Linked DNA regions of Mus musculus: region 1 is linked to region 2. Evidence: chromatin loops called from intact Hi-C (ENCODE). Cell type or tissue: left cerebral cortex. All regions are shown on one strand. Each heading gives the region's core, and the rest is flanking DNA. Links, peaks and the distances in the headings are about the cores only.

Evidence for each region. A loop is a pair of places that touch in the nucleus more often than their neighbours do. Peaks named below come from ENCODE experiments on the same cell type or tissue, not always from the same donor. Only the 100,000 strongest peaks of a DNase experiment are listed, where the experiment ranks them.
Region 1: it touches region 2 in a loop (2.4-fold over the local background); 3 of 42 quality-filtered maps call a loop at or near these places.

Annotation. Positions count from the first base shown.
Region 1 is chr13:103,089,775-103,105,443 of GRCm38, forward strand. All of the region lies in intron 3 of Mast4 (microtubule associated serine/threonine kinase family member 4), which reads right to left. It overlaps Gm30050 (a long non-coding RNA gene), which reads left to right and starts at 7,286. Exons shown (of 2, transcript XR_382842.1): 1 at 7,286-7,369; 2 at 10,868-11,138. In left cerebral cortex, for the core only: CTCF peaks have their summits at 4,549, 5,045, 7,234 and 11,430 (motif pointing right); DNase peaks (open chromatin) are centred at 4,979, 5,922, 6,666, 7,158 and 1 more place; H3K4me3 peaks cover 3,169 bases; H3K27ac peaks cover 1,315 bases.
Region 2 is chr13:102,926,757-102,942,425 of GRCm38, forward strand. All of the region lies in intron 4 of Mast4 (microtubule associated serine/threonine kinase family member 4), which reads right to left. It overlaps Gm30106 (a long non-coding RNA gene), which reads left to right. Exons shown (of 4, transcript XR_382843.4): 2 at 6,074-6,207; 3 at 11,472-11,681. Among named protein-coding and RNA genes, the nearest start is that of Gm30106, 27 kb to the left of the region's middle. In left cerebral cortex, for the core only: no CTCF peak of the experiment used is centred there; DNase peaks (open chromatin) are centred at 7,139, 9,260 and 11,567; H3K27ac peaks cover 329 bases.

The DNA of each region.
Region 1 (15,669 bases), core at 4,086-12,085, 160 kb after region 2:
TGTGCATGAGTGCATGCGGGTGCGCGAGCACACACACACACACACACACACACACACACACACACACACACCCCCACCCTTGCTCCGTGTATGTATGCATTTGCATATGTGCATGGTACACATTTTAAATAAACTTACACGTTAGTGTTAGCTAGTACCCTGCTCTCTTAACCACTTGATGCCCCGTCAGCTTTCTGACATCACTAAACACATTTCAAAACCACGATGTTAATGACAGTGCAGCCCTCTATCATGTGTACCTCGTGTTATCTGCCAAGCTCCCTGTTTATGGTTGGTGCCAAGAAAAGTATGTAATTCTACGCGAAGTTGGTACCGTCTACTTGTATTTCATAATTTATGTGAAATATGTTTCTAGTAAATTCAAGCAGCCTATTTGCTTTTGTTAGGTTCTAGTGCCAACAATAAAATGATTGGTTGCTTCACACATATTGATTTTTCTAAGTTCATGTGATTCTCAATTTTTATAGTTTATTGATTAGCTTGTCTATTATCTTCTTCAGTCTGCTCACATTCCTTTAAGTAATTTCATTGTTTGGAGCGCAACATTATCAAAGTTTTAGGACCTATCTACTCTAAGGCATTTTTCCCCCCGACAACTTAAAAATTTTAAAGGTATAATAAATAAAACCATGTGACACTTCAAAGAAGCAAGCAAGAACTAAAGAATGAAGAACAGTCTGCTACATATGTAGTCAAATCTGAGCAGCTAGGGCACACATGAGAAGAGAAGATGTGAGCACAGAGTGCTCATCACTGGATTAAAAGATGCAAACTAGCTCACCTAGGAAGGGAGAGTAGGTCTGCTCATGGGCCATTTTATCATATGTGTCTAAACCAAGTCATTGTATGGGCCTAACAAAGGGACAGCGCCCAGCAGAGTGGGTGGAGCTTCCAGGGTCGGGGAATGGATTATAAAAGGTGGAGAAAAGTGTCTCAGTCATTTTCTTTATCACCCCTCAATAAAAGGACTTAGTATTAGGCAGTAATTCTGCAAAAAAAGGCATCTCTGGGCAAACAGATGGATGAGGTAGAGGTTGTGGATTCTAGGCTGAGACCTGTTAGAGGGTAGTCTGGCAGACGAATTGAAAGTGTTCTCCTGGGTTAGTCCCCTCACGCAGGGCTGGGTGCCTGAGTCTCTGAGCCCCTCTTCCCACTAAGCTCCTGATCACTCTTTATTCCTAGAGATAAATAAAAATATGGATGGGGCAGCTGGGGCAGTGGTCTGAGCTTCCTAATGCTGCAGTCCTTAAATACAGTTCCTCCTCATGTTGTGGTGAGCCCAACCATAAGATCGTTTTCATTGCTACTTTATAACACTGATTTTGATACGGTGATGAACTGCAATGAAGATATGTGGTATGCAGATGTTGATATGTGATCTCCAAAGGGGTTGTGACCCACAGGCTGAGAATCCCTGATCTAGTCACATGGTTGGCTACATCTTCTAGATTCTGGGTTCTATTAGCTGCTGTCCCCTTCTAACCACTTTCGTTCAGGAAGTTGAACATCCCCTTGCTGCTTCTGGCTTCTGCACAATCACCTGAGCTTTTCTCATGCTCCCCACATCACTGCACTAAACATCTTAAACTAATTTATGCACGCTGTGAGTCAATTGCCCGGATACCGGTGACACCCTTATTTAATTACTTAAAATAATACTCTACACAACTCTGTAATAGCACAGAAGAGAGCTAAAGTTAACGGGAAAAGTCCTGAGTGTTACCCCTGTGCTAAGAAAGCACTCATTCTCTTCAAACTTCCATGGCTATTGTGCACACGCAAACATGGAGATTCAGAATGGTGAAGAAACCTGACCCTGGGTGCAGAGATATTCCACGTCACTGAGCACAAATATGATCCTAAAGTCTAAAGACTTTAAGTGTAAGTCTATAGTTTTAAAATAAGCTATTCACAAGTACAAAAATCTAAAGTAATATAATAATTTTAAAATATAATGATTCAAGTATGCTATAGAATTAAGTATGTAAATAAAACAATGAGATCCTGGGAAGATTAGCATAGAATGCAGTAATTGTGGAAAATTCTATGAACAACTGAGAATTTACTTTGGTTTATAATAAGCAGAAAGAATTTGAGTAAAATAAAGAAAGGTGGCCCGTCATGATGGCGCATACCTTTGATCCCTCCTACTCAGGAGGCAGAGGCTAGCAGATCTCTGGGAATTCAAGGACAGTTTAGACTACATAGTGAGTTCCAGGACAGCCTGGGTTATATAGAAATCCTGTATAAAAAAAGAAAGAAAGGAAAAATAATTGAAGTAATTGTAGGAAAACAGGATACAAGTATATTGGATAGCCTCAAGAGCGATGAGACAGTCTTGGCACGCCATAGTGAGCCTAGAAAGGTAGAGAAAGCAGAAGAAAGATGAAGTGCGCATTCTTATTCTATCCTGGAGGAGAAGGGAAGTTTGGTGGGAACAGGGTTGAGAAGCAGGCCGGACAGGACAGAGCCCTGAACCCTGAGGATACCAGGCATCTTCGCAATCCAGGAGCAAAGAATGTTAGACCTAAACTCTACATATGTTCATGGAGACCTCATGGCTTGGTAAGAGGATGCAAGTGATGGGGAAATCAAACTTAGGAACAAGGGTGACACAGTGAATTATTCTATTATTCACAGAATGATTACAAAGATAGATAATAACGTGTTAGGTTCTTAACTATGGAAAAAAAAGGAGGATCCAGTATAAATTTATTGATTGATTGATTGATTGATTGATTGATTTTTTTTCCTGAAACAGGGTTTCTCTGTGTAGCCCCCAGCTGTTACAGAACTCACCTATAGACCAGGCTGGCCTCAAACTCAGAGATCCACCTGCCTCTGTCTCCTGAGTGGTAAGATTAAAGGTATATCCCACCATGTCTGGCTTCAAACTTACTTATTTTTACATCATTAACCTTTTTTATTAAGATTAATGACCCTTAGAGTATAAATAAGCTAATTTTTTTCTGAATTCAAAGATATATCAGCATTACCTATCATAGCAAGCTACATATCATGCCTGTCTCCAAGCAGAAAGCAAACTGCCGATGCATAAGAAACACCGTTCGTGTGTGCTTCTAATCGGTCTAACAAATTAGGCGGTCATTCGAGCAAAAGCTCATTTATGCCCCAATGAAGTTCTTCCTGCTTCAGTGAGATCTACAGGGCTTTCTAGAATTGCTGGAGAAGAAAGGTACCTCATCCCAAGAGGAATTTATTCCCGAGTTTGTCTACTGTGCTCTTCTAACTAGATGATTCCAAATAGCCACCCAGAGCCTTCGAAGGAACAGGGACAGAGTGGTATCCCCACATAAGGAGAGTGTTGGTAAATCTCAGATAAGGTATAAACACACTTCTAATTACATTAAAGTTGGCACAGAAGGGACATTGACATGTATATGACTGGAATGACCTACACTCAAGCACAAAACAGAGGCGATCTGATACTCAGATCAAACATAAAATCTCCGTCCCTTTCTCTGCTGTCTAAACTTGAATTCTAGACCAACATCAGAGGAAAATAAGGCAAAAGACTAGTATGGGCTCTTTATTAGTTTTTTTTTTTTCCTCCCTAAGGTGTGTATTGGGAAGTGGAGATGAGATCAGGAAAAGAAAGAAAATCAAACAAAGCCCATGCATACTGGGAGTCTGAAAGATGAGCCTCTAGCTACTTTGTTGCTGTGCATCACACAGGGAACTGAGGATACACTGTTTGCACATCCTAATAGCTCATGCTGCCTTGGAAGGAGACTTGCAATGGGAATATTTAATGGGAGAAGATGATGCCTAGGAGGCCACAGCTCAACAAGACTGCAGGAAGAGAACCGTAGAAGCCTTTCTCAGACACTTCACACCTCTCACACCTGCCTTAATGATACTGGGTACTCTATGTTCTCCAGCCTCGGAATCCATCACTGGAGATAGAGGCACTCTCATTAAAACAAATAAGAGAGAAACATATAATGGAAATCACTAAAACAATTAATTTCCCTGACAGTTAAAAATTATGACCCAGAGATGAGGGATATTAGGTCTGAAAGGAGCCAGTTATCCATTGACAAATTAGACCTGTCTAGAAATTCAAATTGCCCAAAGTCCAAGGTCTGCCCGAGTCCATCAGTCAGCTTGCCTCCTGTTCTGAGATGCTGTCTGAGAAGTTTCCAGAATCTAACAGTGAAAGCCTTTGGGGGTTGTTGCTCACACTCTTCCTTCAAAAGCAGTGGCTGAAGTAACCATCAATAGCACTGGAAACACTAACAGTCTACCCAGGAGACAGGAAGGTACAGCCACTTAAGACAGAGGCTCAGAGAGGCTACCACTTATGAGGTAGCCTTGCTCTGAGGAATTATATGTTCTGACTAAAATTGTTTTTTTTTTTCCTTTTTACAAAGTCCAAATTTTAAAGACATTACCAGTGTGTCTGCTCTGAAGAGCTAGAGGTACCGAGATCTTAAAATAAGTTCCAAACACACACTGTAGGCTTCTGCACTGAACACATATTGCATTATTGTAAAATTAGATTTTAGAAAATTAGAATACTGTGCACTTCAGATTTCTGTCACTAGGCTTTAAGTTATTTAAAGATCTGGTTAGTTCCGCATACTGTTCATTTATTCAATGCATAGACTCTCATTCTCTCTAGTACATAGCACCCTGCATATTTACAACTGTCGTGATCTCTCTAATCCGTGTTTACCGGCTTTCCTAATGACGGCTCTAACTTAATATAATATCTAATATTTATTATACTAGGTGATCTCTCACTTTAAAAACTCAAATATACCCACATCTTGATTTTCAAAATGCAAGAGTCCTGTGTTAAAGCATGTCATGTTTCAGAAAATTAAACAGAGCCCATGGGAGATAGGGATTGTTCAGGATTCCCGATACACTGGTGTCAGAGGCAGGGATAAGGAGATGGATGGAGGTTTGCTCTTGGTTCCGCTACTTCAGGTCCACCTCACCAGCAGCCGGAGTCCTAACCTCACTAGGTGGCGTTCCTCTTACAAGTTCTACAGTCATGTCTGCTGTAATGCAAATGCAGACTTTTTATTGTGTCCTCTACTTACACTGGAATTTCTTGAAACAGCTGCTCTGTGTGTGTGTGATGTCTTTTAAAATATGAATTGTCTTGGGGACAAGTCGGATGAAGCAAATAGGGGGCCTGTGCAGGGCTTGTAACTGAGAAACTTTTAGACACTTCCACCCTCGATGTTATTTCTTATCGTGTGAAGACCCAGTTTCTCACTCACAATAGAAACTGTTCACTCCTGAGCAGGATATACTGGAGGAAATGAGGTGTCCCAAGACCAGACTTGCTACAACAGACATCATGCACTCTAATTCCACATTAGCAAGTCAAGTGCCTTTGTTTTGTTATACATCTCTTTAGAAAGATGCAGCTCTAAACTTTAAGTTTGAAAAAAACGACTCCTCTTCTATTTCTAAATTAAAACTCACTGAACCCAGCCACCTTGCAAAGCCCCCAAGCTTCCAATCATCTCTGATGTCATTATAAAAAAAAATTACAGAACGAAAAAATAAAACCCACATAAATTTCTTCTCAAAAATATATTTTAAAAAACCCACTAAGTTAAATTACAGGGGAGAAAACACCAACACATTGCTATCAATTAATAATAAGTCGGCACGACTGGAAGTTCCACAGAACATCACTGTTTTAACAAAGAGCATTTCCATATTTAACCAGTGACTCCGAAGGGGGCAGGAAGACACACAAACAGCTGTGCATTACCAGAACTTTATGGAGAGGACGAAAACAAAGAAGAGGAAGTCACAGCAGCGACTGTACATTCAAAAACAATGACCACAGGACTCTCAAAGGAGGTCATCTGTTTACTTAGGTCTGGAACAATGGATGGCACTGAACCCCAACTTTTTCAATCCCTCTCTTGTCTACCCACAAATAATCCCCTGGCTTGGGCGCAGCACTATGATGCTAACTGAACATAAAGAATGTCACTATCAGTAGCTGACAACACCCAAAGCAGCCGGCTAAGGGACAATGACTCAAAGGGTCACCAAATAAGCATTTCTTAGCATGTCGTCTAATCTGGACCCTCGAGCAGGCATATTGTCTTAATTTCAAAAATAATGAACAAGAGCTCAATAATGGCCAGATTCTTTCCCAAAGGAAAACAAAACAAAACAAACAACAAAACACCCTCCCCCCCCCCAAAAAAAAACTTTATACAACAAACAGAGCCATTGGTAGACAAATACTAATTTGAATACATTTAAGCTATGGCTTCCTTAAACTCAACAACTGCCAGGCAGATGGGGGTTTTTGTTGGTTTTGTTTTTTAAGTTTTCATATTTGCTAAGTTTTCACTTGGCATACATTTGTACTCTAAGAGAAAGACAGAGAGTGAATTAGACAAAGTTGAACACAGAAAAGCAAGGGGGGGGGGTGGCACACACATCCCTCCTAGTCTCTTAAACACAGCCAAGTCTGATCCAGTTGCCAGTAGAAACTTTCATTTCACCGACAGGTAGACATCTAACAGCTGCAGACAACTGCCTGGCAGTCACACAGATGCCACCAGGAGGAGGTGACCCTCTGTGCAAAACTCAGTCCTGTGTTCCCATTACTAGACGGAGTTGTTACTGCCTCAGACTTCCCTGACATTTCATAAAACACCCGAGCTTCTTATCAGCTGCCGCCACCACCCCAGACTGAACTATTCCTGAACAACCATGCCCAAAGTGTCAGACTAAAAGTCCTGTCTATTGTCTCTGACAAAAGACCCTCCCCTCATTGAACCCCACCATGTGTCAGACCTGTAACGAGTGCCCCAGCAGACCCCACTCCCAAGTAGATATTAAGAACTGAGCACGCAGCCCAGTATAGGAATGTCATGGGAACTTTGAAATCCTCAATGGCTCGCCACTGACAAGGCTGCACGTCAAGAATGGAAGGTTCGCCTACCTGGAGCCCTCTCCGTCTCAGAATGCTGGACTCATCCATCTCACTCTCTGCTTTCTCCGAGCCTGTCGCCACAGTCTGGCCATGCTGTACTACCTCTACTTGGCCACGATAATTCAGAGCCCCCGCAGCTGCTAAACACTTACATCACGCTCTAGCTGATTGGAGCCTGGAGTCAGCTGGTCCTGCTTAGTTATTCACTCCACCAACTTCGGAGATCACGGATGCTCTTGCAGTTCGCAGTTCGCCCGCCGCGGAGAGCGCAGCAAGTGGGCTCCGACAGGCACCTAATGTATATCGCCCCCGCAGGCGGAGGAGACTTTCGCTATCAGACTGGAAATTCGTGGGATCCCTGTTTTGTTCCTCCAAATGCTGACTGGTGGTTTTCCAGGCAAGCAGGTAAATGGCTTTCGGCAGCAACTTTGGGTCAAGCCCCTTCTGAGGTCCAGAGTAAATCAGCGCTGATACATACCTCTTAAAGCAGCAACTGATTGGGAAGGCAGAAAAAAAAAAAAAAAACGGAAAGAAAAAAGAAACAGGGCCAGCTGGCTACATCCAGCGGCACCACCGCTCACTCCTGGTGCTTGTCTTTTTTAACCGGTATCAAAGGAAATAAATTGTAGCAGAACACACAAGCTGCTGCCTGAAATCTGAAAGAGGGAGCTCAGGGCGCGGCTGCTCCTCAGCCATCCTCCAAGGAGCACTTCCCACCCGGAGAGGAGAGCTCCATTCCGTCACACAAACATCTCTCTGGGTCAGTTCCCAACCCTAAGGCACAGAGTATAGATGTTCATTTCCCCCACCCAGAACTTAGTTCTGCTGATATGGGACCAGCATGTAAAAAGAAGGAAAACCTTCTAAGGCCCATCATTAGCTGGGATATTAACCTATTCCTATAGCCTTATAAGCTGTTGGGGGTGGGGCAGAGGTAGATTTCCATCATGTGCAATTTCACAGTTTGTTTCAGCTTGTTTATTCCACTCATCTTCATCTTACTGCAATTCAAAGCAACTACCAGATGAATATTAGGGTTCATTACTGGCAAGGCACAGGGGTAACAATATACGATACTATCAATTTATAATAAATAATTCCTCCTGTGTCTGCTCTAAAGATACTTAAATTGGGGGAACTGTGTGGTCCTCAGGGAGGCAGGCGCTCAGTGGTGTGTCTGAGAAACACCTCCACAGTTACAGATTTGTCTTCTTGGAAAACACGGGAAAGCAGCCCTAAAATTATTTAAAATATCAGTGATTCTTGGACTCTTACCTATTCCAGAGATCTAAAGATTTCCAAACGATTCAGGGAGGGGAGAAGGAAGAAATGTCTGGTAGGTCTTTACAGACCCCCATCCCCCCCCTTCACTTTCTGCTCCCTTCCTGCCTGTCAGCATGCTGGTAGCCTTGCTATCAATTGATTAGATTATGTCATTAAAAATAGCTCTGGGATTTATGAATCTAAGCACTGAGCCAGATTGGCTGCATTGTACAGTGCCAGTCCTTGCATACAACCCTAGACACACAAAGGAAGTCCAGTTGGACTGTCCCTAGCTGAGGTTCGGCAGAGAAGGGTGTCAGAGTAGTTTCTACTTAGATGTGTTCATTTGATGCCACTTAAGGCAGAAAGCCCCAGACAGTTTTTAGCTCTGGCTTATATGTAGAGAAATGATGCTATGTCCAGAGAAGTGGAGGGGGCACACGGTCTGTGTGTGTGTGTGTGTGTGTGTGTGTGTGTGTGTTGGGGGGGGTTGGAGGGAGAGCACTAAACTGGTCATCAAACAACTCAAAACACACCAATAAACTTGGGCATAAGGCACAGTTTGAAAAGAAGATGCCTTCAAAACTGTACATCCTGTTTAAAATTGAAGGTGTTAAAATAGTCTGTTCTTTTTCTCTTGATGGAAAAGAAAAGCCCAATTAAAGGCAGCCAAATGGGCTTGTAAAGGTCCCAGGAGAGCGGCTCCCATGCTCACTGCCCCGGGCACTTACACCTCTCCCTGGGAAATGAAGACCAAGAACCACAGAAGCGGTACCCACGGCCCCTTCACTTTCCAGTAGTCCTCAAAGAAGCACCAAAACTTCCCTGAATTCTAAGAGCCCTCCAAAACCTGGGCAGCCATAAAGCCCATATCTATGTCTTTGAAAGTCTTTGCTGTCTGCTTACAGACTAAGAAGGAAGGCATACTGATTTTAGGGGAAGAAGCATTTTATTTTTTCAACCATAAAGCTCAACTTTGGAAAGCAAAAGTCACTCATGGTTCTTTTTTTTTTTTTCTACTTTTAAAGATGTGGATACACACACACACACATGCACACGCACACATGCACACACACACACACACACACACACACACACACACACTGTAGCTGTTTTCAGAAACACCAGAGAGGGTATTGGATCTCATTATAGATAGTTGTGAGCCACACCATGTGGTTGCTGGGAATTGAATTCAAGACCTCTGGAAGAGCAGCCAGTGCTCTTAACCACCGAGCCATCTCTCCAGCCCCCATTCATGGTTCTTTTTACAAAACAACAACAACAAAAAACACCACTAATGTGTTTACTTATGCATACATGGAGGGCAGAGAACTCTGAGGACTTGTCTCCTATACCTGGGTTATGGGACTTGAACCAGGGTCCACAGGCTTGGAGGTAAGCATCTATACCTGCTGAGCTTGCCCCCCCCCCCCCACGGTGTATATATGTGTGTGTCTGTGTGTGTGTGTATATATATATATATATATATATATATATATATGTATATGTATATGTATATGTATATATATATGTGTGTGTGTGTATGTGTGTGTGTGTATATATATATATATATATATATATATATATATATATATATATATATATATATATATATCTTTGCGTTGAAGACCATGATCTTCAGCCTGCTAGTACTTCAGGAAAAAGTAAAGCTGCCACTAAAGAGAAAAAGGGAAAACACCTTTGCTCTGAAAATAAAGACCACACTTTCCTGGGAGGCGGGGAGGGAGGTCAGAAGCATCTTTTCTGTGATGGATGGTGGAAGCTGTTTGGAAGTGCCACCAGAAGATGCTCTGGGGACACACTGTCAGAAAGGTAGCTGATGTGTGTCTCTGATAAGCAGAGCCTATGCAGCAGGCACCTTGGAGGTAGAACCGCCTTGATGCACAGGTCTGAAAGGACTGTGGCTGAGGACAGAGAGTGTGTCTCCTAACAAAGGGATATTTTGAGATAAAAATCTAGGTTAGCATTCCACCCTTAACTAAGTCTAAGATGAAGATTATAACCGTCAAATCTAGTATGAAAAAAAAAGTATCGATTACCTGTCAAAATGTATCACTTTGAGAAGTGATACACATACATTTTAAAGAAACAAAACAAGCCAGGGGCAAAAACATTTGGGACAAAAATGAAAGACTGCTGAAAAATCACATCAGGCAATAACGGCTGAGCGGAGGGAACAGTAAAGGGAAATTGCTACACTTAGCCTTTGCCGTATATTTTCTCATCAAGATAAGCCATGTGTTAAAACGCAATAAAACCCTCAAATGATGACACTATTCACAGGTAATAATTGGGATCCAGGCTAATTTCCATTAATAAACTCATTTTTCCCTGTGATTTTATACCTTCACAGAACATGTTCACAATATTGAGAGAAAGTTCACAAAACACAAACTTCAGTACACATCCCCTTTACGTTTATATTCAAATAAGACAACTCAGTGGGCTTTGTCATGCATTGTGGTCTAAATCAAGGGGTTTTGTAGTATTTGGTTTACAAATATTTACATGGGTACCTCACAACCCCATCCACCCTTGGCACTGTTTAGGTCATGAGACATTCAAAAATCTATGGTCGCTAAGATAGAGGTCAAAATGACATTTCAATAACTATTGCAGGTCAGTGTCTTCCAGAGACAAAAACAATTCCAAATTCCAATCAGGAAAAGGAACATTTGGCCGCTTTTCACAAAGAGGCAATGGAGATTCGTAGCCACTGGCACAGTGTTGATGTGTGACCTAAGAATTCAGGTCTGACTCTTGTGGGATGTCTGTCTACGACCTATTTGGAACCCTGTATCCAGAAGATCTGGGTTGGTTACCCTGCATCAAGGTTTCCTTGGATTGTATCCACCCTCTGGCAATTGAATGCTTATTGAGTTTGTTTGTATACATGGTTTTTGTTGTTCTTTTTTTGTTTGTTTGTTTTTGTTTTTGTTTTCGAGACAGGGTTTCTCTGTGTAGCTCTGGCTGTCCTGGAACTCACTTTGTAGACCAGGCTGGCTTCGAACTCAGAAATCCACCTGCCTCTGCCTCCCGAGTGCTGGGATCAAAGGCGTGCGCCACCACGCCCGGCCTGTTTTGTTTTGTTTTTTAATAAATATTTATTTAATGTATATGAGTACACTGATGCTCTCTTCAAACACACCAGAAGAGGGCATCAGATCCCATTACAGATGGTTGTGAGCCACCATGTGGCTGATGGAAATTGAACTCAGGACCTCTGGAAGAGCAGCCAGTGCTCTTAGCCGCTGAGCCATCTCCCGAGCCCTGCATGTTTGTTTTTTATAAAGCAAAGGTACTTGAGATTTTCAGATCTACCCTCTGCACCTGACTCCCCCGGCTCCATCTTCCCCTCCCAGCAAACCCAGCCTTTCCTTCTGAACATCTGTCCACCCAGAGGCCCCATGTCAAAGGAGGGAGAGGGTCTCATCTCCCCACAAAGAAGGTTCGTTCTCCCTTGACTTTCTACCTGACCCAGAAGCAGCAATGGCAGAGGAACGCCAGTTTGCTGCCCCCCAGCCCCAGCCCCCCAGAGCACTCTGTAAGCTTTCTGGAATTCATCACAGCTCAGAGGGATGCTTCTAAATGTGTTCATGCATAAGTGTGGTGATGACAGTTACTTCTCAAGAAGGGCTACAGATAATGACAAACTAGTCCCATCATCGTATCCTGTTAAGATACCTGAAAGAGAGAGAAGGCTTCAGTGTCTTACTTAGTCATTCCCCAGGGAAGTCAATATTGCCAAATGGATACATTCACCCACTAAACCACTAATTATGCTTTCCATTCACAAAATTACTACTGTTACCAATGAATCTGTTTGCTGCCTTTTTAATTAAAAAGTTTTGGGTCATATGGGGCACAAAGGGGATGATCATTCATGAGAAGGCATACAAAGATCGACTGTGGTAGCAATCATGTCCCTGTGTCTCTCTGAATGGGACGGAGACCCATAGTCATGGGCTTTGCTCAAGAGCCTTGTTTATATGCCTATTTCAATTCCTCCTTAATATCTGTACGTTATTTCCACTCCTTTCACTTATAAATCATAGTGATTGACATTTGTTGGTCATATACTATATGCCAATCAGTCATCTCACTGACCACCGAACAGCAACATTCCCACACATCAGGTAAGCCCTGGTCCCCACCATGGACGAGGAAACTGGCATCTGAGGGGTTAAGTATCTCCTAAGAGTATACAGCCAAAGACAGGCAGAATCAAGCCACCAACTCAGACCAGGCTGGAGTCTACATCCCTACCTCCATCCTTTCCTCTCCTATAGTGGTTAAACCAAGGAGAGACAGAGATATGAAGGGCACTTAGATCCCTTCCCCTCTATGGGGGAAAATATCATAAGAGGTCAGTGATCAGAATATACCAGCAAGGGCATGGAAACCCCAAGGGATGTTGGACTTCTAACAGAAAAGGAGCATCCGAGGACTGAAAGGCCTTGAGCAGGACTGGCACAGAGAAGGGGAGGGGGAGGGGGAGGGGGAGAGGGAGAAGGAAGAGAATATCCAGAGACAGGCTGGGGGAGCAGCTCTGGGTCTCCTCTCAGTCTGACCCATGGGTCTCTGCCTTCTCAATTACACACTTCCAAATACAAGCAACACTTAGCTACAGTCACACTACCTACGCATAGCCAAGGGCATTCTCTCAGCTGCTGTGCCAGGCCCAGCATATGTCCCGGGGGCGGGACAGTGCTGGCAGCTCTTTATTTCATAGCCCAATAACTTTTCTGGAACTCGCCACCAAGGGAGTACTCCTTAAATCCCCCTCTCCTTTTCCAGCAAATGACTCAGAGCAAGACTGTTCTACTCTGAGCAGTGCTGGGAAGGAGAGGGGAAATCCCAGTTGTGACGTCATTCTCCATTCTCCAGAAGTTGCCCTGCATAGGCAGCCAGCCAGACCTATCCGGGCTTTACCCCAGACAAGTGTACAGGCCATGGCAAGTCCCTCAAGTCCCCCTTCCGGAGCCTCCTCTTTCTTAGGTGTCAAGGTATCGTGGGCTTAGGGAAGAGGAAAGGGAAGGGAGTGACCTGATGGGAAACCAGCATCAGTAGAAACCAGCATCAGTGTGCTGGGGGGGGGGGGGGGAGCCCGGCACAGCTCTGCCTGGGAACCTGTGGCCTTCCTCAGTGGTACACAAGCAGGACTTTCCACTGTTCTTCCTCCTCCTACTCAGAGCCTCTCAGAGCCTCTGCCTCCAAGGCTCTTGGCTTCCAGACTCTTCTGTCCAGGAATTTACTGAGGGATGAGGAGAGGGCCGAGGCCTCACTCTCCTCTGTGAGAAAGTGGAGCCCAAGGCACACTCTATTGTTACCTTTAATTCAGTTCAAATGGCAGGTGGGGTCAGTAGCAAGCATATGCCTATGAAATATGCTGCAAGCCCACGCTTCTCGCACCGAGCTCCCTTCCATCCCATCCGCCTGCAATCTGAAGACTGTCTCAACGCATGCAACCTGTGATTCCTACTATGACACACGCAGGATTTCGCTTAAGGCCTTTTCATGAGAAAGCTACATTGTCTTGACATCTGCATCACCATTTTTTATCTAATTATTTCTGGCATATTAGCCATCAAATCACTACTGACAACATGATAAGAATCACGGGGTTGAAAAAAAATTACATCCTGGGAGGAAATAATAAAATATAAATCACACACATAATTTTCTTTTGAACATTTTAACAATGACACCCTCATATACATATGAAATATAGCAGACTATCCCCATAAATGCCCTAGCATCAATCACAGTGGGAAAATATCCTCTACTTTGCGAACACACGAAACCAACAAAATGTAGCATTTCTAATAAAACTGGATAATACAACTTCATTTTTTTTCCATACGACATTTATGAAGTTCTGACAATTGGAAAGAGCACCAATATATATATATATTTTTCAATTATGTCCCTGAGTCTCTAAATGGTGCACAGCTAACAATGGGACCATGAGCTGGTACGTGGGAAAACTCTATGTTTCACGTTCATAGATCACGGGAATGGGGGCTTGAAGTGACATGGGTAGTATCATTGTGACATCACCTATCAACCACACAAGCTTCAGACAGTCCTATGTTGACACGGTGATGATACGAAGGGAGCCTGAATCGAGTAAGTATCTTATCAAGCTTAGAAAACAGTGAGTCCTAAAATGAATATGAATAAGATAAACCTTGCCATAAAACACAAAGGCTGATTTGTTTTTAATCTTCTGAATGGTATTCCTATCATAGTAGATTTGTTGGTCCAGAGTTTATAAAAAGCTCTGTCAGGCTATATACAATCAACTTACTCTGTGTGTCTGTCTGTCTGTCTGTGTGCAGATGGATTTGTGCACAAGAGTCATCAGAGCCTCTGGATCTGGAGGTCTAGGCCACTGAGCCACCAGGTATGGGTAAGAGTAACTGAGCTGGGGTCATCTAGAAGAGCAAGCACTTAAGCACTGAACTATCTCTCTTGGCCCACATCTACTTTTTTTTTTTTTTTTTTTTTTAAATCCTATGGTGACAAAAGGCTAACTGTCACCTAGCTGAACTTCTTGGAAATATCAAGCACAAAGTATAAAAAGCATCTAAAGAAATAAAATCCAAAGGTTTTTGTTTTGTTTTGTTTTGTTTTGTTTTGTTTTTAATTAAAAAACATTATTTTAACCTTGGAATTTAAAAGCCAAGTGGGTAAGATGGCTCAGTGGGTAAAGAAAGGTGTTTGCCACACCACACAAGTCTGGTGGCCTGAGTTGAATCTCTAGCATCCACCATAAGGGTAGAAAGAGAGGACAAATTTCACAAAGTTGTTCTCTGACATCCATATGTGTATTGTGGCACATACTGTTCCACATATATATCATTCACACACAAACACGTGCATGCACACACATGCTCACACATATACACACACATACACACATGCACATATACACATGCACACACATGTACACACACATACACACATGCACATATACACATGCACACATGTGTGCCCACACCTGTGCACACACACACACATATGTGTGCACACACACACATATGCACACTTACATATGTGTGTGCACACACACATATTTAATCCAGGGCTTTTTTTCGGGCAAGGATGCAAAGGTTTAGAAGCCCCCCTGATCGTCTTCCTCACTCGCCATATCTCACATTTTCTGTGACCTTCTTTCAACCTGCAGTTACCCATTATCCAATTCAGGTGCTAGTAGGAACATGGCTGCCACCTGCCAACTAGTTCATGGCTGAAAAAGAAGTAAGTCCTTCCTGGGACTCTCTCACATTGCACAGCGAGCACTGTGTGCCCCACTTCTCCACTGCACTAGCCCTGTCTTCCAGCATCATCTTAATGGACTCGTGGAAGAAACACAGAATGGGCTCTGGATTCCACCTCATCAATCCTCATTGGCTTCC
Region 2 (15,669 bases), core at 4,547-12,546:
TGGCTTCTCTAGAAGGTTCTGATTTGAAAAGCATATTGTACCTGACCCATCAGGGTGCAGGACACTCAAGGAGTGGGGAGGAAGGCCCACCAGATTCACTGTGAGAGTGCGACTCATTGCCCTCTCGCAAAATCACACAAGGGCAAACACATCACCTTCCAGATGAGAAAGATCTCTTGCTTCTTTCACATAAACTTCATGCAAACATATATGCACCTTTTCCTTTTAAAATGGACAAACCCCCAAATTTCTGAGCCAAAATGTGCCCATAAGGAGAGTATCTTATTTTCTCATGCTACTTAACATGCTATGACTCTTAAGAAACATTTTCTCTCACACAGTGACATGAGAGATATAACAACTCTATAACATTCCATGCTCATTTAAGACACTCTGAGATGCATAAGTGTACTCATATGCACAGGCAGATTTTGCTGGAAAGAAAGTATAGACAGTATTGGAAAGGAAAAAAACATAAGTTCTAGATGCAATTTATTTGATGTGGTGACAATTCACCTCAGGGACAATGGTCTTTAGCATTGGTACCCAGAGCAGAAATATTAAATGGGAAGGCTGGCTTATGTGGATTCTTTTAATTTTCTTTCAGCAATAAAGATCAATTATGTACCCATTTAAAGCCCAGGGTTCTCTATTGCCTGCAGCATAGAACCCCTGTCCAGTCTGTTTCCCTCTCTAGCTTGAGCTCAAAGTACTTCCTCTCCATACCAGATGCTCCCAAGGGCGCTGGCTTCCTAGGCTGTGCCCACAGCTGTGCTCACATCTGTCCCAGATCTGCCCTCTGCTTCCCCTCTGGTACCTTGCCTCTCCCTCATCAGCAACTTTCACCCTCCTCCATCCTGCGGAAACCGAATCAGACAGAATTCATTCTCCTTCTCTCCTGGTCTGTTATTATATTAGAGCTAACTGCTTTCCTGTTTGTCTTCCTTGAGGGAAGGTCACGGGCAGCCTGGCCACTACTGTTGGGTCGTTATTGACAATCAATATGTGTTGGTAAGAGGAATAAGCAGATCAACAATGTAAGTCTGCATATAGGTGACTTCAAATCTTTCCCAGAAGCAGGGAAGATACAGATAATAAAGGAGGCTGGGGCTTTTACAGCTGCTGTATAACCTACTGGAGTCTTTGTTTCCATGCCTAAACTCTCAGGGGACATTTTTTTCTACCTTGGTGATATAGGAAAAGTGGCTTCACATTTGGAAACGAATTCTGCCTTTGTTCTGCCCGCCACCCCCCAATCTCTTATTACACACATTATTGTCTCAGCTGTCCACATCTTGACCAAGTTGGGCCTGCTCTCTTGCCTATTCTAAAGGCCCCTCATGACTACACAGACACACTCAGAGCAATTATAAGAAGGCAAAGAAGTAAGTCTCGAAACCATTCCAGGCCTACTGATTGCCTAAGGCTGGCATAGAGGACTTGCCTGGCTTGGTAACTGGGAAAGGAAAGCAGGCACAGGACACACCTCAGGGAGCCTCAACAGACAGGAGCACTTCAGATTTCCCAGGGGGCAAATGGGCATCCCTCTAGGATATCATGAGGACCACTGCCCTTCCTGTTAGAAGCCTTTTTTTTCTCTTAGCGGTTTTACCATTCCCTTCTCAACTCTGCCCTGTAAAAGGTCCCTGAATGCACAAAACTGTACAAACAGGCGTCAGTCAGCCTTCAGTGGCACTCTACTCATGATCAAAACTCCATCTTCATTTGGCTTTAAATCCACTTGCCTGGTCCTCCTCCTACCCCTGTCTTTTCCAGCTCCCATGTATGGTGTGTTCATATGTGGAGACTCAGAATCTGTCCTGTGGCCACTTCATCCAACCCCTGGGCCAGGAGTTTCAACTCCACTTCTCTAGCCTAGGAAGCCAAAACCTGTCACAGCATCCCCTACTAAAGCTGCTAACAAACCAACAAAACACGCCCCGGTTTCCTTCCACGAGTCTCCTCCTCACCAGATTTCCTGACCTCTTCAAGAGAACCAACAACTTTTGGAACTCTAGCAACAAGAACCTTGTTCTTTTCCTCAGGGCCCTCTTCACAAGCAGGTGAGCCTTCACATATTTAGAATATAGCCTGAGTGCCTCTGCATCTCCCATTTCATTTAAGCAGTGTGAATTCTCACCTACACCACTCCCCTAACCCATCTTGTCCTCTATACAGCAGGCAGGGGAAACTTTGCAAAGGCAAAGCAGAGAGCATCATCTCCCTATGTGAGAAAGTCAGGCACTTCCTACCAAGCGTAAGAAAAACCTGAACTGGCTTCCTCAAGACTTACAACCCGGTCCTCAGGCCCTTCTGCTTCACCCTCCCAGGAAGCTGCATCCACAGTATTCTTCTCTGGCTTGCTTGTGGTATGCAGCTCCTAGTGGTCTTCCCATCGTTCAGTTCTAGCTCACACGCCTCGTGTTCTCAGAAACCGAAATCTCTCTAGCTGCCGTAATTTTCCTCGTATCACTTGTCTCTAACACGTTTATGGTACATCATGAACCTCAGTCTCTGTACCCACTATGATGTCAGTTTCTTAGGAGCAGAGATCTTCTCTATTCCATTTGTTATAGGATCCTTGATTGCTAGTAGGTACACAGCATCACTTCTTGAAATGAAGTTTGTATGACTGTCAGGCTACATGCACAGCTGAAGATGTGTGGTCTAGGACCTCTGTGACCTCATATATATATATATATCATACATATATATAATATACATATATATATATATCATACACATATATAATATACATATATATTATATATATCAAATGAATATATATTCATTTATACATATGAAAAACATATATAAACATGAACATATGTATGAATAAACTGTATACACACACACACATTGAAACAAACAGGACTCAGAGGGACTCTGTAAATGGACCCCAGCCTCTTAAAACAAATACTAATGCAGCAAGTAACAAAACCACATGTGTGGAAGAAACAGGATGGTGCTGGGAGGGGCTAAGCCAGGTGATGCTGAAACTTTGCACTAGGTGTCTATATGCCCTAGTCCAACCCCATGGACCAAAAGAAAGGCTAAAGACGATGCTAAGGGAGATAAAGGCAAGATGTAGGACAAGATACACACAAGATCTGAAGGTTTGTCTGCTAACTGTACTCCCCAAAGCCAAAACACAGGCTTAAGGAGGGAGAGAAAGAACCCAAAGGGAAGTGGGAAAACATGCTTCAAGGATGCAACAATCATATAGAAAACAATGTGCTAAGGCAATGGCTCAGCAGCTAAGAGCTTTGGCTGCTCTTCTAGATGACCAGGGTTCTACTCCCAGCACCAGCCTGGTAGCTCACATGGTGGTCTGTAATTCTGGTTCCAGAAGACGCACTGTTCTCATCTTCATGGATACTTTCTGCATGTGGTGTACAGACACGTACACAGGCAAAACAGATATACATATAAAACAGGAATACATTAAAAAAAAAAAAAGAAGCGATGTCAAATGGAACAGGCACAGGGAACTGAAGATGCTGAAGGCAGCCTGTGTGCTTTCCATAACTGTGGATGTCTGGGGTATATAAAGTTTGGAATACCAATTTTAATCAAGTTTTATAGAAATATAGAATTTTGTTTACGTTCTTTAAATCTACATTGTTAGCACGCAAGATACGCCAGTGTTCTTTAGGGAAGAAATATATCTCACTAAAAGAATGTCTTCCGGGGTTGCAGAGATGGCTCAGCAGTTTAAGAGCACTGGTTGCTCTTCCATAGGACCTGGGTTCAATTCTAAGCAACCACATAGTGGCTCACAACAGTCTGTGACTCCAGTTTTAGGGAATCCCACATCCTTATACTTCACATAGATATACATGCAGGCAAATACCAATGCACATATGATAAAAATAAATAATAATAATAGAAAAAAAAGAATGTCTCTCAAGTGGGATTGATGTGAGAAAAAAATCACCCTTATAGATTGGAGATCCTTCATAATCTTTAGGGAACCTCTTGGTGTTGACATGCAAGGCCACCCTGGTACAAACGCCTCGTGCGTGAAAAAACTCAAGTGTCTCTTTCACGTCATCTTCCTCCTCTACCATCAACACAGACTTTCCTCCCTGAAAACTCCGGAGACCTTCTGGGGCTCACCCCTCTAAACCTGATTCTGCTGGTGTGTCACGTGACCTGGTCTTTGCGGTGACATCCCTGAGATGGTGTCCCCTCAAAAGAGCAACGGTTCCTTTTCTGAAAGGCTGAGGCTCTTCAAACTGACTGTTCTGCCATTTTCATTCCACTTCCTGAAAGGCAGGGTCAGCTTGTGAAAAGCCGTTAAACAACATTCACGGTGTGACATAGCGTCCCTTGCTCTAAACATTCCCTGTACAAAGCGTTGCACAGAGATACCTGTTGAAGTAATTTTATGGGAGACTTCTGCCCCTCTCTAGCTTGTGTAGCTCCTGAATAAAAGACACAGAAGCCTGGTATTTTTATTAACCAGCTGTAAGTCTAGACTAAGCAGGTTCTGAACTATTCCGATTTACACCCCAGCCATAGGCTCCGGGTTGCTTGCTTCTTGAGCCCCCCCAACCCCCAGCTTGCTCTGTTCCATGTGTGTCTCAGGACAAGTGCTTGTGGTCTAGCTTAACTCATGGTGACCTTCTCTTCCTCTTCTTCCTTTTCCCCTGTGGTCCTCTTGAGGTCCCTCACTTGATTGAAATAAATCCTGCCTTCCTATCCTCTCTGCCTAGTCCTAGGGTGCAACCTCTTATTAGCCAACCAGGGATTATTGGGGGGCATTCTTTAGAGCATAACGGTTAATACACTACCCCAAGATCAGGATGCAGTGTGCACAGGGGCACACCACTCAGATTCTGAACACAAGCATACAAGACTAACCCCAACAGATATCACTGGGTTTTACAGTGGCTAGGTCATACAAGAAGGGAGTGTGGAAGCTAATGACTGGCTGCCCATGTCCTGTCTGAAAAACAATGATTTTTATGACAAGTACCTTTAAGAAACCTGAATATGCCTCTGGTGGTGGCACAGGAGGCAGAAGCTGGAGGATCTCTGAGTTTGAGGCGAGCTGGGTCTACAGAGTGAGTTCCTGGACAGCGAAGGCTTGAAAACCAAAAACATAGAAACCTAGATCTAGATCCAGATTGTCTCAGGGGAAAAAAAAATGTTTCTTACAAAGGGAAGGTTACTCAAAAGGTCAGAGTGAGGTGGCCTGGATTGCTGAATATCCTTCAATTTACCTCTAATAGAGCCTCTTAAATTCCAGCTTCCGTCAAAGGCAGGGCAATAAGGTCCAGTCACATATAACTAGGTGTAAGCATGAAGAAAAAGGACCTCAGAGATGAGTGACTGACAGTGACTAATACCTCCTAGGCAGGTATTAGTTAATATCCACAAGATATTAACCACAGGCATCCTTCCAAAGCTGTTTGCTGAAGATGCTACATGCAGGTGCATAGAACACATGACAAATTGATTGGTAACTGAAGGACTTACTGGACCACTGAACTGTGTCTCCTTCCCATGCAATGACACCAATCTCATGGTCAAAAAAGCAAAACTCATCACTGAGAACATTAAAGAAAAATGCTATATAAATGTTGTATGCTCAAACAAAAGCCACAGATCTCTGATGAGTGGGGCAGCATTCCTAAATTCACATTTCCCTGTACTTTAGAATGACATTAAAATGAAATCTAAGTAGACCAAGAGCTCCGTGCACTCGGGCCAATTAATCGCCAGTGAAAGGGCACGGGGCTCCAACAGTGGTTGTAGGCAGGCAACCTCCTTTGAACAAATTGCAGATAGGCACTTTAATGACTATGGAGAAAATATGAGCTAACATAACGGCAGTCAAATCAGTTCCTACAGGAGGCAAAGCGCATTAACTGATATGATGATATCTGCCGCCAAAATACCAGCCAGGGAGAACAAGAGGCTGTCAAGGAAAGACGCTGCTGCCGTGCCAAGACAGCCCAGGGACAGGCTTCACTTCAATATGATGGTCTCAAGGGGAGCATGGGTTTGCTTTCTAAATGTCAGCTCTTTAAGTGATTTTTATTGATGTCTTTTTTTTTTTTTAAAGGACTCTCTAGTTACCCCTGACTACCAACAGGAGATCCCACTTGCTTGGCATGACGGCTTCAGATGCACTCACCTTGATAAATGATAGAAATTTCCTGTCACCCTCAACTACTCTTTCATGACCATGCAGTACAGGTAACAGTGTCCAGACCAATGTGTATCATTCAAGTGCATTGCTAAGCAATCTTCCAGGTGAGGGAGATCCTTTGCTAAGTCCTCAGTAGAATCAGTTTCAGTGTCCTGACATAAAAGGAGATGGAGCTGTTACTGAGACCAGTGTATGCTTTCACAAACATCTGCCCACAGTTCAGAATGGGATGTGGCTTGGTGGTTTGAATATTATTGGCCCATGGGAAGTACTTTTATAAGAAGGTGTGGTCTTATTGGAGAAAGTACATCACTATGGGAGTGGGCTTTGAGATTCTATGCTCAAGCTCCACCCAGTGCAGAAGAGACCCTCCTCCTGGCTGCCTGCCTAGAGAAGACAGTCTCCTCCTGGCTGCCTTTGGATCAAAATGTAGAACTCTCTGCTCCTCCAGCACCATGTCTGCCTGAATGCTGCCATGCTTCCCACCATGACGATAGACTACGCCCCTGAAACTGAAGCCAGCCCCAATGAAATGTTTTCCTTTCTAAGAACAGCCTTGGTTATGATGTCTATTCACAGCAATAAAATCCTAACCGAGATACCAACCAAAAACTAGAGTATGCAAGGTCACCGAAGAGACCAGACCCTGGCCTTGCCAATTTCCCATTTATGAAATTCTTTTCACAAGTTATTTTTCTCCTTTTTAAAGCGTCCTCATTTCTATGATGGAGATACCACGACTACATAATGCTACCTGTTCTAGCCTCTTGATGTTGAGACCTCAAATCGCTTTGAGGGCTGCCTCAAACACCACAAACAAACAATTGGGCAGAGTTCAAATAAACAAACAGTAAGAAACAACCTCATTGGGCTTTCCTTGGGTTTGCATTAGAACTAGTATGTGGGAAGAGTCTCTGAACTGGAGAGTACTTCACAATTATGGAGCCAAATTGATTTTGGCAGAGCCTTGGAGTGCATCGTGCCTCTCTGGGAGCCGTGCCACTCGGCGGTGCCCAGAAGCTAAGTGGGTCAGAGAGTCTCTCTGGAGAACTGAAACCCCAGATTTCAATAGGGAGAAAAAACATAAGCCTGGCCCAAGTCTGGATTCCCTCTTAACCACACAAATTAATTCATGGAGTGATAGCCATAGGCCCTTTACACATAGTAAAGTGGGAATCATTTTTAGAACCTCCTCTGGACATCTCTGAAAATATGAGACTTTTATCGCAGATACAATTCCTCAGGTTCCAAGTGGGCATCTCAGTCCTGATTTGGGAAGAGCGTCTACAAAGTGAATGCTGCACAGGCGTGTGAAGAGTCACTCTCTCCCCACCATCACCACAGTAAATACTGCTGAGTTAAAAACCTAGTTTTTAGCCCCTGAGTCCAAAATGGAGCCTTCGAATGCTTCTCAACACAAAGTACTCAGTGGATCCATCAAAGTGGCAGGCAATCAAAGAGAAGCATCTAACACCAGTAGACCTTCGAATGAAGAGTAACTTATGTTCACTCCAGTGTCTTCCCAAAACTTTTTTCTACTTTCAGAGGATAAAAACAACACTATCACATAGTTTTATCTCACAAACCAATATATTCCACTTTTCTCTTACATTTTATACATAACTCACAATAAGAAGCTTAAAAATAAGCAGTGTTTCACAAGTCACACATTCCATGTTATAAGGTATATGGGAAAGACAACAGATTCCAATATTTGGTTTAAAGAATTGTATAACCAAAGAGCATCCCCCACGCTCATGTGCACAGATCTTGGAGTGTCAGCCCAGTGCTATTTAGTGCAGGTTTTCATTTTTGAGAAACTACAAAATGGTAACAACAAGCCAACAGCCTGGAGAAAACACACCCTGCAATCCTTCTCCTTGTGTGAGAAATGGTGCTATCTGTGGAACCCCTTTGGTTGCTCATAATATCAACAGCTCAGGGCAGGACTTAGAGAGCCTTTGTTGTGGAACTGTGGGCTACTTGAAGCTTTAAAAAAATGCATGCTATAAAGGTTGATATGTGCAAGACATGGCAAAGTATGATTTGTACAGAATTCTCTATGTTCTAGCCCTCTATGAAGTCACTGATGAAAAGAAGTGTTTTTAGACATGAATACAGGACTTAAGACTCTTCAGTGTGTTACTGTAGCAAGGACTATATTACATGATGCTGTCATGTTCTCTGATGACTGCCCAAGGTCATTAATCACTAACTTAAATATTTCTTATAAATTCCAAATCAAGAAAAGATGGAGAAGGTCTGGTATGGTGGTACACATCTTTAATCTTAGTACTTGGGAGGCAGATGTCCAAGGCCAACCTGTCCTATGTAAAGTGAGTTCTAAGCCATCTAGAGCTATGCGTTGAGACCCTATCTTTAAAACAGAGAAAATATCAGAGCTCCAAAACCAAAATGTTTTATTTCATCAGAGGGATCAATTATGTTCTGCTGTATCCCTAAACATCAGAGACTTTCCGTGAAATACTGACATTAGGAATCTTACTCAAGTGTCAAATGTAAAAATACCCTGTACAAAAATTTGAGTTCTTGCACAACTTCATCTCAACCAAATTGATATATTATATGAAATATAATATATATGTATATCTATTGCTGTGGGCCTAAGATTCAAATATAACTCAGCCATCTATTGTGCTGCAGCTGGCTATAGCTACCAGAGTAGCCTTGGCACACAGGATATTGACCTGTGCCAGATGTGTGTATCTGAAGTGCTGTCAGAGCTAGTCAGTTATTTACATCTGCCTATCCAGATGTGATTCAGAAATGATGAAACCGTTGTTTGTATCTAAATAGAATTTCACATCCAGCAAGTATCTTGAAGTCAGAGAGGGCATTTTTTTCCTCAAAAGTCTTCAACACACACACACACACACACACACACACACACACACACACACACACACCACACACACACCCCACACTACCACCACCATCACAGTGCATGACAATAATTTACCCTTGACAAATTAAAGAGGAAAACACTCCACAGAGTATGCTGTACAATGCATAACAACTGCTTGTATTCATAATCTGCAGGATGTCCTGAGCCAAATGTGGTCTAAATATACACATTCTCACACTCTTAATGGCTTTGCCTGCTGCGGGGGTTAGCTAAGTTTTTAACAACTGTTTCTCACAAAGCCCGAAGACATTTTCGGCATTGTCTGCAGAGCACTCACCAAGTGAGGAAATTATTGCCAAATAGTCCAGTATCTCAGGTATGGAAATAAAATCAACCTGATATGTTATTAACTCTCAAAGCCACATGACCCAGTAGTCCAATGGTAGGGTAGTTTAATGGCTCAATCTTAATAGTAGAGAATACAAATAATTACAGTCCTGTATCCACAACTGGGAACTTCTCCAGCTGTGGGATGTGTCCAGGGGTTTATAGAAGGTAGAGGCAGACCTCTGGAGCTCTGGCTATCTGATCCTTCATGAAGCCAGAGGACTGGGTTTACTTCCCTGTAACTGGACACCTCTGTGGATTCCAGCTAATACCTGTTCCTGGTGCCTGCTTCCCTGTCCCCAGCTCCTGCCCTGACTCCAAATCTAAGCCATAGAACAATGGAGTAGCAGAGTATTGCAGAGCATCTGCATAATTTGAAATGGGCTAACAGATCTCCGCTGAGGCCTCCCTACCTTCCTTCATCTTAGAGCATCACTCCACCACGCTGTTGTACCAGAACATTTCTACTTGGTCTGCCCAGCAATCATAGGACTCACATCACGCAAAGCAAAGCCAGCATCTACCTTCAAAGCTGATTTCTATCTCTTCCATCACAATCAAATGAACCCCTTATTCTCTTCCTCTCTCAAGAAGCCACATACTTGATTAAGCACATCCAAGATTGGGAAGCCCTCGTGTGAACTGCAGGAAGGAGACTCGGGTTTACTTCTTTGTCACAATTCTCCCAGGTTGTGGAGCCATCTTTCCACGGGCTCCATTAACTTCTCCTAACACCTTCTGTGGTCCTCCTTCCCGCTCTTATGCCTTCTTTCCCACCCTTTGGGCTTTTCCGTGCATTCGCTTTTTCATTCCATCTACATCAAGCTTCTCTAGTGCAAAAATCCTGTTGGGCTATCATGCTTATCACACTGCTTTCCAAATTAAGAACTTCTAGACCTTTCCTAAGTTAAACCAAACCAAATCAAACCAAAACCAAAGCCAAAAACCAACCCCCCCAAAGCAAACAAACAACAAACGAACAAAAAACAAAACAAAAATCCTCAAAAGCAAAAAACCATAAAACCTCAAAAAAAGCAAAACAAACAAACAAACAAAAAAAACAAAACAAAACAAAACAAAAACAAAACACCCGGAAAAATAGACAGTATATAGTCTAATCCCAATCTTCCTTTTCTATGAAGGCCCCTCTATTCGCTTGAGGGGACTAATCTATGCAAATTCCTCAAGGTAGGACTTGTTCTCTATCTCTGAACATACTGCCAGCAATCCTTTCATATCTGTTTTTCCATTCATCCTCAAAGATGCTCTCTCCTCCTTTCTACACACTTCCTAGACATCCTTCATAGTTAGGTTCAAATCCAGCTCCCGAATTTGATATCCTCTGGTGACCCCACTCATGTGACGTTCATAATGTATCTCTGTGGCTTGGAGTTTTCCACACTAAGAACATTCTTCACACTTCTCCCCTGGCAACTGAGTGAGAGAGCAATACATTTTGGCCAACTGACTGATATACTTTAGCTGACAAGATTCTACAAAGAATTTCAAAGCCTTAGCTTTAGACCACTAGAAAGGTTCATTTTAGGTGCTAAGTTCTCTTAGTAGACCCGAGTCTCCTTCCTGCAGTTCACATGAGGGCTTCCCAATCTTGGATGTGCTTAATCAAGTATGTGCCTTCTTGAGAGAGGAAGAGAAGAGGGGGGTTCATTTGATTGAACTAGGAAGATTATTTCTGAGTCTAGCACAATGCTAAAAGGATTACAATAACAAGATGCAGCTCTCATTTTTCCACAACCAAACTTACAAAGTGGTCGAGTAAAATAGTGTCTCAAAATAAGCAAGCAATGTAAAGACATGTATATGTATATGTATATGTATATGTATATGTATATGTATATGTATATGTATATGTACAAAGTCATACTTTGAAGCCCCCAAAAGGCAGAAACCAGAAACAAAGTGCCTCGGGAAATGGGAACACCAGTGGGTTCTGAGTTTTGAATCCCAGTTCAGTCACTAGTGTCTCTCAAGATGCCACTGTAAGGGAGAAACCAGTCCTGTGCATTAAACATTGTGTTTTCTTATTCCACTGTGCAGACACAAGGCACAGCATGTGACTGTCATCACAGTACCTGGCTATCACACTTCAGCGATGCGGATTCTCTGGCTGTTTCTCCAGACACGTCTGAGAGCTCCCTGAGGCAGAGATGGAGTCCTTCCAATATTCATCCCCCATATTCCTGTTCATAGCTCTCAGAACACAGGGACTGCTGATTAAGTTAGGGCCCATGAAGGCCCATCAGCGAGGTAAGAAGTTAGCAGACAGCAAAGGGCCATGATACCTACAGCATAGGCCTGTAGCAGAAGGAGGGGCTGGGAGCCTGTGGTACTTTATCCATTTCTCTTTTTGCATTTAACGAGTCGGGCAGCCACCCTGCAGATGGAAAACCATGACTTCTTGAGAGAAGTACCAGTGGACTGTCCTTGAGATAGCAAGGGTTGCATCTTTCCATGCATACATACATAGGCCGAATAGCATCTAAAGTCTGGAAAGTCATTAAAGGCTGATGTGAAAACAGGGAACACAAACCCCCTGAACTGGAGCCGGCACAGTGGTCATGTTCTCGTTCTTAAAATACCTATTTTCTTCAAAGCAGCCACAATTCCTACCACATGTCTCTCCCTGAGCCACAGTGGTCTGTGAAGCGTCTATGAAACATCACCAGGGGTATTCTGTGCTGGTTCATGTTTCTCGGAAAAGGCCGGGTGATCAAGTGAAAGGAGTTCTAGGCTAAGAATAGAAAAGCTGATCTAAGTCACATGATCACATGATTTAACCATTTCTCTTTCCCCCATGGTAAATGTACCATGCTGCCTTCAATGGGTCCACTTGAGGATCACAAGAGCAGGAAAGGTCCAGACACCAGTGTACTTACTCCCCAAGGCTGCTGTAACATATCACTGCAAATTCAGGATATTAAAAAAGGGAAAACTTGTATTTGCATGTTCTGGAGGCCAGACAGTAGTATCAAGAAATCCCCAATCGTGATGACAACAGGCCATGGTCACTGAGGCTGTAAGACAAAGTCTGTCCTTTGCCTTTTCTAGCTTCTCAATGCGTTAAATCTCTGCCTCTCTTATTGTGGATGTGTATGCATATGTACACATTTCTGTGCATATGTGCAAGTCTGTGGAGGGCAGTGATCAATGTTGAGTGGTGCTTCAATGGAACTCCATTGTATGCATGTTTTGTGTGTGTGTGTATTTACTTACTTTTTGAGACGAGTCTCTCACTGAATCTGGAGCTACTAAGTCCACTAGACAAACCCTTGGGGTCCTCATCGGTCTCCCCAGCATAGGATTAAACCTGCTGCCCAGCCAGCTTCTTATATAATTGTGAGAAAGTCAATGTCAGGTCCTCAGGCTTGAACAGCAAATGCTCTAGCAGTGGAACCATCTCCCCAAGTCTACCCTGCTCTCTTTTAAGAACTCTGTGATTAGACAGAAAGACCACAGGATGCTGTGGGAGCATCTATCTCTTCATTTCAAAAATCCTTAAACACATCATCTGCCAAGGCTCTTTTTTTTCAGGTAAGGTAGGTTCTGTCCGTGAGGATCTGGTGTCTTTGGGGCCACCATTCAACTCTTGATACGAAATCAACTGCATTACGTGCACCACACGATTCATGCCCCATGTCCTTGGCTTAGTGCTTATGATTGCAGCAGGATAAAATTTCTTCCAAGTCAATGTACACCTCAGACTTTACAAAAAAAAAAAAAAAAGTCCCATGAAGGATTTGTATTGCATTAAGTATAGAACACCACCAGCCAAGTTTGGAAAAGCCTCATTGTACTTGATTTTTAGTTACCAACATTAGATCTCATGCAAAAAAATTTTCTAACATAGTTGAGTGTTACATATTCTTTTTTTTTTTTTTTAATTTTTAAAATAGCCAGACCTTCTGTTCGGAGAAGCTGGAGAGGAAGAATTGTATCATTAATGCTCCGCTGTCAACTGCCAAGAGCTTGAGTGGCATTTGTAATGTATGGCTAGTAACAGTTCAGAGTAACCCCGAAAGACAAAGTCAGGGAGCTACTCAAAACTGCAGTGGGCTCCCCCCAAATGGCTATGTGCCCTTGCAGTCTGCCTGATTCATCTCTTCAACAGATAATCGGGAGAAGCTAGAAGTGGGTCAGCTCACTCATCTTCCCGATGGGCCTTTGTTAAGACTGTAGTAGGCGTCACACACTAGGGACCAGGCATTAAACCAAACGGGCAAGTCCCTGCTAACCTGGATGTCTTGTTCTTTTTGGAAACCATCAAAAACAAGAACAACAAATGTTATGTGGCAGGTGGAAATATTCACTGCAGGAGGTATCATGAGGCAGTGAACAGGGGAGGGGGGCCTGGGGGAGGGGGATGAGGAGCTTTAGGCTGTAGCTGGGGAATGCTGTTCTGTTGCAGTAACAGTTAGTACAGACAGCAGGGGAAGAGAACCGTGTGGGCACTGGGTGGGTGTTCCTTTAGCTGTTCCGGACATCTAGAACATCGTGTTGTGTTCAAAAAGTAGGACACACTCAAAGACTAATAGGGTCATGTCAGAAGGACCCAGCTTAAAAGGCTTCCCACGGACGAAGCTTACTTAGGACAGCATGACAGCCCAAAAGAGGCACAGTGGTTGCGAATTATTATAGGCCAAATAAATGTTTTCTATTTCTTGTTTAAAAATGTATGAGTCAACAGTAACATGCCTAAAATTGAGAGAAAAAAGAGAGAAAGTTCCTTAGCTGATGAATTAGTGACAGAAACCTGTGACAGATTTCAGCACAAAACTCATCCAAACAAGGTCATCCATGAATGTAAAAGCCAGTATGGGTAATTTTGTTGGTATTCACATGAAATCAAAATATCACCCCAAGCAGGGCTTAGACACCGGGCTTCAGGCCTCTTGCTTGAAGCCACACTAGAGCATCCCCAACTGTCCTGGCCAGGTACTGGGCTTCAGGCTTCCTGGTAAGGAATAGCTCCATCCCCTCTTGCCATGTATCTTGAACCCAGGTCTGAGCCAGAGGGAACTACTGCACAGTGTAGATTGTGTCTAGTGTAGTGACCCACGGCAGAGTAGCGGCTCACTTCAAATCTGTCAACGTTCAGAAAAGAAAACAAGTGGGGGAAAAGGTGAGTTTACCAGCTAAAAGAGGTAACAACAGGCATTGCTGTGGATTTGGTCTAACACTTGCATTATGTTAATTGGGTCCCCAAATTGCACGAGAATCCACTTGTAAGATGCTGAGGGTCCCTGTCCCCAGTTGGTTTTCACTGGTAAATAAAGTTGCCAGCAGCCAATGGCTGGGCACAGAGAAAGAGGTGGGACTTTAGGATTCCCAGCAAGGGGACGGAGGGAGGAAGAAAGAAGGGAGAACTGCCATGATGGGAGAGGAGAAAGACCAGGCCTGAGAAATGGAGGACATAGAGACAGCCAACATGTAAGAGCTGGGGAAGTGCAGTCCCAGCCTCCCCTGCCCCCACCATGAGTCTAGGGCAACAAAGATGGAATATAGATTTTAGTAAGTAATAACTTGGGAATATCAGAGGAGAGGTGTTAGCCATGTGGAGGTTTGAGAGTGGTCCATCCATTGAGCTGCTTAAAGCATATTAAAATATAAGGCTGTGTGTGTGTGTATGTGTGTGTGTGTGTGTGTGTGTGTGTGTGTCTTTCATTCGGGAACTCAAACATTGGGGTAGGTAGTGAGGAAAGTGTGCTGCCGCCACTGCCACATGGACAATTTGTGTAGGTGACAACTCAAGGGGATTTTTGATTTTTAATTGGGTCCTGATTTTTTTTTTAAACAAACCCAAAACAAACAAAAGCAACTTCCAGACTTCAGTGGTAGAATGTTTGCCTAGCATGCAGAACACTCCAAATTTTGATGTCTAGTACCATTAGAATTAAAAACAAAGACAAATAAAACGTTTATAGACAGTTGTACCTCCATAGCCAGGCACACATTAAGGTCCTTGACAGTGTCTTTTGTTATATTTGTTGGTCAAATAGTCACACTGTGGTTAGGAAGGAACACAGACTTGCTCATAAGATATAAATGTCAAAGTATTTGAACATTATTTGTTTAGATGCCTGAAAATTACTTTCAAATACATATAGGAGTTGCGAAGGAAGAATGGGCGGGAGGGAGTACTAGACAAGAATGGGGGGGGGGTCTTAGCTGGCAAATCAAGGTGGCCAGGGCTCTTGACTGTACTGTTCTTTTAATGTTTTTGGAGGTTTGGATTTTT